Regions from separate parts of the Homo sapiens genome. Here region 2 is linked to region 1. The links are chromatin loops, found by intact Hi-C in ENCODE. Cell type or tissue: ascending aorta. All regions are shown on one strand. Links, peaks and the distances in the headings refer to the core of each region. The heading gives the core; the rest is flanking DNA. Region 1 overlaps CREB3L2 (cAMP responsive element binding protein 3 like 2). Region 2 overlaps CREB3L2 (cAMP responsive element binding protein 3 like 2).

Evidence for each region. A loop is a pair of places that touch in the nucleus more often than their neighbours do. Peaks named below come from ENCODE experiments on the same cell type or tissue, not always from the same donor. Only the 100,000 strongest peaks of a DNase experiment are listed, where the experiment ranks them.
Region 2: it touches region 1 in a loop (2.6-fold over the local background); 48 of 110 quality-filtered maps call a loop at or near these places.

What each region holds. Positions count from the first base shown.
Region 1 is chr7:137,932,419-137,935,330 of GRCh38, forward strand. All of the region lies in intron 1 of CREB3L2 (cAMP responsive element binding protein 3 like 2), which reads right to left. Among named protein-coding and RNA genes, the nearest start is that of CREB3L2-AS1, 19 kb to the right of the region's middle. In ascending aorta, for the core only: no CTCF peak of the experiment used is centred there; DNase peaks (open chromatin) are centred at 603, 893 and 1,403; H3K4me3 peaks cover 1,875 bases; H3K27ac peaks cover 2,500 bases.
Region 2 is chr7:137,991,753-137,994,664 of GRCh38, forward strand. All of the region lies in intron 1 of CREB3L2 (cAMP responsive element binding protein 3 like 2), which reads right to left. Among named protein-coding and RNA genes, the nearest start is that of CREB3L2, 8.9 kb to the right of the region's middle. In ascending aorta, for the core only: no CTCF peak of the experiment used is centred there; a DNase peak (open chromatin) is centred at 1,171; H3K4me3 peaks cover 870 bases; H3K27ac peaks cover 2,500 bases.

The DNA.
Region 1 (2,912 bases), core at 206-2,705:
GTTAAAGACGTCTATATTAAAACTACCACCTAGGCCGGGCGCAGTGGCTCACACCTGTAATCCCCACACTTTGGGAGGCAGAGGTAGGCAAATGGCTTGAGCCTAGGAGTTCAAGGCCAGCCTGGGCAACATGGCAAGACCCCATCTCTACAAAAAATAAACAACAACAACAACAACAACAAAAAACTCACACCACCAGTCCTTCTATGCTCACCTCAGTTTCTCAATCACTGGCTCCATTTCCACTCAACAGTCCTCTCCCTACGCCACTTTACAGTTAAGTCCCTAGAAGCTTACAAAGTTCCTACAAGTTCAAATATGCCCAAGGTAAGAGGAAGATTCAAGGATTTTGCAGCTACTGTGTGTTAAACTTCAGACAGACGCTGGGGATACAAAATAATAAATAAGAAACTAGAAAATGCCCATGCCCTGCCAGAGTTTACCACTTAGGTCAGTGCTCAAAGTTTTATGTGCAGATAAATTACCTGGGGCTCCTAAGCCGTCGCTTCTGACTCACAGGTCTAAGCAGGCCCGAGATTCTGCATTTTTCATCAGCTCCCAGGTAACGCTGTGACTCCACAGACCACACTCTGGGCAGCAAGGAGCAGAACAGTGGCAAGGCTAAGATTAGAACCAGACTTCCTGATTATACAACAATCTAAGTCAGCATCTGATTGCTTAAGTAGCTCCCCAAGGACAAATTTCCTGGTTGCCTGATGGTGACTATTCTACAACTGTTTGACAGAGATCCTTTGAAGACAAAACTAAGTTAACAAAAAGAGAAATAAATAACAGAATGTAACACGCAAATGCAAGAGGTAAACCCACAGTCCCTGCATTTCCAAGCCACAGTTTTGTTCCCTGAACTACAAGGTCAAGTCCCGATCTGCTGTGCTGGCCACTAAAGCTCTGGAATCCCATTCTATCCCGAGGCAACGCTCTCTTTGATTGGCCAGGCTTTCCTATGGAAGTTGCCCAGGTTGGCGCACTCTGCTGACACTCTGTTTTCTTTCTTCTGAGCAGCACTAATGAATGTTTTCATGAACATCCCCTGGATAACCAATAATAAACGTTCTCTAACTCTGCTAACTTTCCCTGAACTCCCCCTACTTTGGATTATGCAGTAATTCTCATGTTACAAACCATTCAGCACTAACGATAGACAGTTTTGAAGCATTCACAGTTGTTATCAAGTTTATTATCATAACCTCCCCTCTGGAAAAGGATCCTCCTCAGAAGTCTAACTGTGCCTAAACACCCACCCACACCCAAGAATTTAGCAAGGTGGTGAGCTCTCAGTAGGTTCAGGGAGATCCTTGTGATGGAAAAGAAACCGGTTCCAACCAGATGCTATGACTCAGCCCAGCAAATTAGCTCCAGCTGGGTGTCCTTGGCAGTGGTGGGCTCCAAGACTCAGCAGACAGGTCAACATCCCATTGCTGGTGCCAGGATCGGGCCAGAGTGGGCCCATCTTTAATGCCAGCCAGTTGGAAAGGGGCCTTATGGTCCTGAAGGCCAAAAACCAGAGAAAGGAGCAAAGTGAGCCTCGAGGAGGAAGCCTTTCTGGATACTGCAAACGCTTTAGCGAAGTACTGCTCATGTGAACCCAAGGGTTATGGGATTTTAGTTTAATTCCTTCAAAGGCAATGGCATAATAACATTTTAGCATTCTAATATTTGAATCAAACTTTATGAGTTTACAAAATAATTTCATAACCTTTTTCTCACTCAATACTCACGACAATCCTGTAAATTGGCTTTTAGTCCATTGTCCAAGATCTCTGTCCCCTACTGAGAGACCTTGAGCTAGGGTACTCATGTCAAATTGACTGAATTTTTTTTCCTTATTGTTTCTCCTAGGAAAGAGATATTTAAGCCTCACAATACAACTGTATGGAGAGGTTCTAACAAGTGTAAAACCATGATGGTGATGATCATGGATAATGATGTTGTCAGGATTAGGTGCTAGACTTGTGTGATGGACTAAGTACTTGACATACTCGATTTTCAGAAAATGAAAACATGTCCCCATTTACAGATCAGAAAACTGGGGCTCAGGATAATTAGCTATTTTGCCCTGAGATGCACAGCTGATGAAAGGTGAAACTGATATTCTAGCCCATGTTCAGCCAGTTCCAAATCACAGGCACTTTCTACAGCATGCTCCCTCATTTGTGTCAGCCTCTAAAGCTAGATAAAGATAGGCTCACAGACGGTCATCCGCTATGAACACATGGTCTCCTGCACTAAACCTGTAGAAACATGCCAAGAGTTTGTTAGAAGGAGAGGCTCCTGGTATCACTTGCTGTGATACATCAGCAATAAGGATGGAGATACTTATTCGGCCTTAATGCATGTTTCTGCCAAAGGATTCAAGCAACATCACAGAATCTCTCAGTTGGAAGAAACCTCCTAATAGGATTGAACCCCTGCCTCACAACATAAATGTTCTTCACCCAGTTCAGAGAATACACATGGCAACTTCCCTTAAAAATTTGTGTCAAGTTTTATCTCCCCATTATCTTAAGATTCTGAATTAAACATCCTGCAACTATCCCATAAAGTTTTGTCTCCCTTTATTCTTATAAACACAACACCTTCATTGCAATCCTAATGGTCACAGTATGGCATTGTGGCAATGTAGCTTTGGAGTCAGTCAGCCCTAAATTTGAATCCTGGCTGTGCAAGCCTGAGGAAGATATGTCCATACTCCAAACCTTGGTTTATGAGGTTAACAATAATGCCGGCAAAGTGAAGTTAACAATAGTTCCGGCCTTGTGTCATGAGAATTAAACTAAATAATGCACGTAATACACCTAACACTTCACTGCATAGCAATCTTTTAAAAAGCTCTTTTAAAAAACTAACATAATTAAAACAATAAAATGTTGGCATTTTCTACTTGCACACCA
Region 2 (2,912 bases), core at 212-2,711, 59 kb after region 1:
AAAAAATTAGCCAGGCATGGTGGTGGGCACCTGTAATCCCAGCTACTCGGGAGACTGAGGCACAAGAATCACTTGATCCTGGGACATGGAGGTTGCAGTGAGCCAAGATCACGCCATTGCACTCCAGCCTGGGCAACAGAGCAAGACTCTGCCTCAAAAAAAAAAAAAAGCTTTATCCTCCAAAGAAAAACTCTCTTCCAAGAACTACTGTTAATAATTCTAACAAGAATCGGGCATTAAAATATGGATGGTTCAGAATAACCCATCTCAATTCTTTAAAAAAAAATCCCCAAAGCTCTTCGTAATATCAGTAAAGTTCAAATAAACAGATTACACCTACACCAGAATACAGCAACTCAAAAGCAGGCAATTCAACATGAGGTAACTGTAGCTGAGCCCCAGAGCAGCTGTACACACAAGAGGAAAATATGGTACGTGATCTAAGAAGTTACGTCTCACTTTTGAATTGACCTTCCACACAGTCGAAAAGATTAGACCTACCCCCACAGGATGCCACAGAGGGTTTCCCAAGCCAAAGTACAAGCAAAAGTCTAGGCAAAACACAGCTTGCCTCTAATGAGTGACACGGACTGTAGAAGCAGCTGAATCCCAGGAATGACCCATGAGCTCCTCTTGGGTTTACACTGCAAGAGAGCTGAGTCACTCAACATGCCCTGAGATAAATGGGTGCAGCGATAAGAAGGATCAACATCCCAGCTCTTCTTTGAAACACATCAAGAAACACATGAAAATTCAAGGGTTACCCAGCCAGAGCTGTTCTGCTGCTCAGGTGGACCTAGCAGGCTTGAGTCAAACTCCAAAGATCTGCTTTTCGTCAAAAGACAAATAACAAGTATAAAAAACTGAGAACCAGATGCACTGAAGTTTATAGCAGAGCCCAGGGGAACATACAGAGAGAAGAGAAGGCCAAGTACCAAAACACTCACATTTAACAGCTGGTATGGAAGCCAGAAAAGGAGGAAGAACTAAGCTTGCCAGAGTGTCATGGAAGCCAAAGCAAAAACGAGTTATGAGACAATCCTGTGGTCAGTATTGCCAAATAGTCCCATGAGGCCCTGCAGGTAAGGACAGAGAAAAGACTATTGGATTTAGCAGCCAGGGAGAGGTTGAGCAGTAGGACCCAGCGGGCAGAGGATACAGGGTAGAGACTAAGGAAATGGAGGCCATGGCTGGTGACCACGCACTTGAGAAAACCTGGCAGTAAACAAGAGAAAAGAAATGAGTAAGAGGGAGCATCTGGCAAACATGTGTTCAAGGCAGAGGCCTGTGTTTACAGCACAATGTAGGAGCTGGAGAGGAGAGGAAATAAAGATGCATGAGAGAGAATAATGACAGGCTCTCTCCACTTTCTGAATGATGTCAGACTCCTAAGGTTGGGACACCTTGTTCTCAAAGAGAAGACATTTGACTTAGGGGATAGGTTGGAAAAGTACTTCTATTATGGATCAGGCAGTGACATGCAAAGAAACTGAAATCCAAATAGGTGAAGTAATGTACCCAAGGTCACCAGAGAGCCTGTGTCCCTCAACATCAAAATGGCCTGCCTTGAAAGCCCACCCTTTCCACCATGCCATCAACTCCACTCCCACTGGAAACAGGGACTGTTTCAATCACCCCACGCCCACCTTGTTCTCTAATCAAAACAAGAAAAGATATCAACACTGAATTACCCAAGTCACTATTATACTGAATTTTCACATTTGCAAAACCGTTTACAAGAATCCAGAGTTTATTTGTTTGTTTGCTCATTTATTTATTTATTTTGAGACAGGGTCTCACTCTGTTGCCCAGTCCGGAGTATAGAGGCGTGATCACAGCTCACTGTAAACTCAACCTCCTGGGCTCAAGCGATCCTCCTGCCTCAGCCTCTGAAAGCGCTGGGATTACAAGCATGGGCTACCACGTCTTGCCCAGAGTTTTAAAAATATATAAAAACAGGCCAAAGCCACCCAGCTTATCCATTTTCCAGGACTGCCTCACTCTACTTAACTATGCATCAAGCACTTACGATTCTCTGGGCATCCTGCACTTGACTAAGGACCATGAGGGTATAGAAGAGACAGTCATGTCTCCTGTCCTCAAGGAACTTGTGCTGAGCAAATCTCTACTGCTCTATGTCTTACATTCCCCATAGATAAAATGGCCCATCTTCTCCCATGTGCCTCATGAATAACCTATACAATTTGATTCAAGGAAAAATCAAGATCCCTTAGCACTTCATTTAGAAAGGCCAGGGTGCATCCACTGAGCAGGGAAAAAGAGAAATAGGCTCAAGGTTGATCCAGAGACAGTGGGTCTCATTATTTCCTTTCCATCCTGATTCCACAGGGGCAGAAAACAAGGGCAGCACTCCCTCACTCATAAGATCACTCATTTGGACAATTCAGATGCCCTGCAACCATAGGCCTCAATCCTACCAAATGCCCAGCTAAGGCTTAAGGCTATTTACCCCAAGAGAGTCACCAGACAGCGTAGAGCCATGTCAGGCTGAGGCCGGCAGTTTTAGCTGCAGACAGGCACATGTGCCCTCATCAATATTTGAACAGCCATATGCAACTGGAAAAATTGCTTCTTTGAAAAATGGCATTTAGCTTGCCACCTGCTGTCGATCCCAAACAGAACAAATCATTCTTGTCCTGCATGGTAAGCATGATTACAGGCTCAGCTAGCTACCTCCAGCCCTGGTATTCTACTCTGACGCCAAGAGTCCAGATAATACAGTTAATTCTACATCTCCTAGTTAGTGAGTCAAGACATAGCCATAATCTCCTCCTGGCTCCCACCCCTCCCTAGCCTTTCCCTGCACTTTCAAGAGGCTATTTCTACATCTATAGTCTTCTTTCACTGGGCATTGGTAGCACAGCTAAATAATATTCTTAGAACTTTGCTGG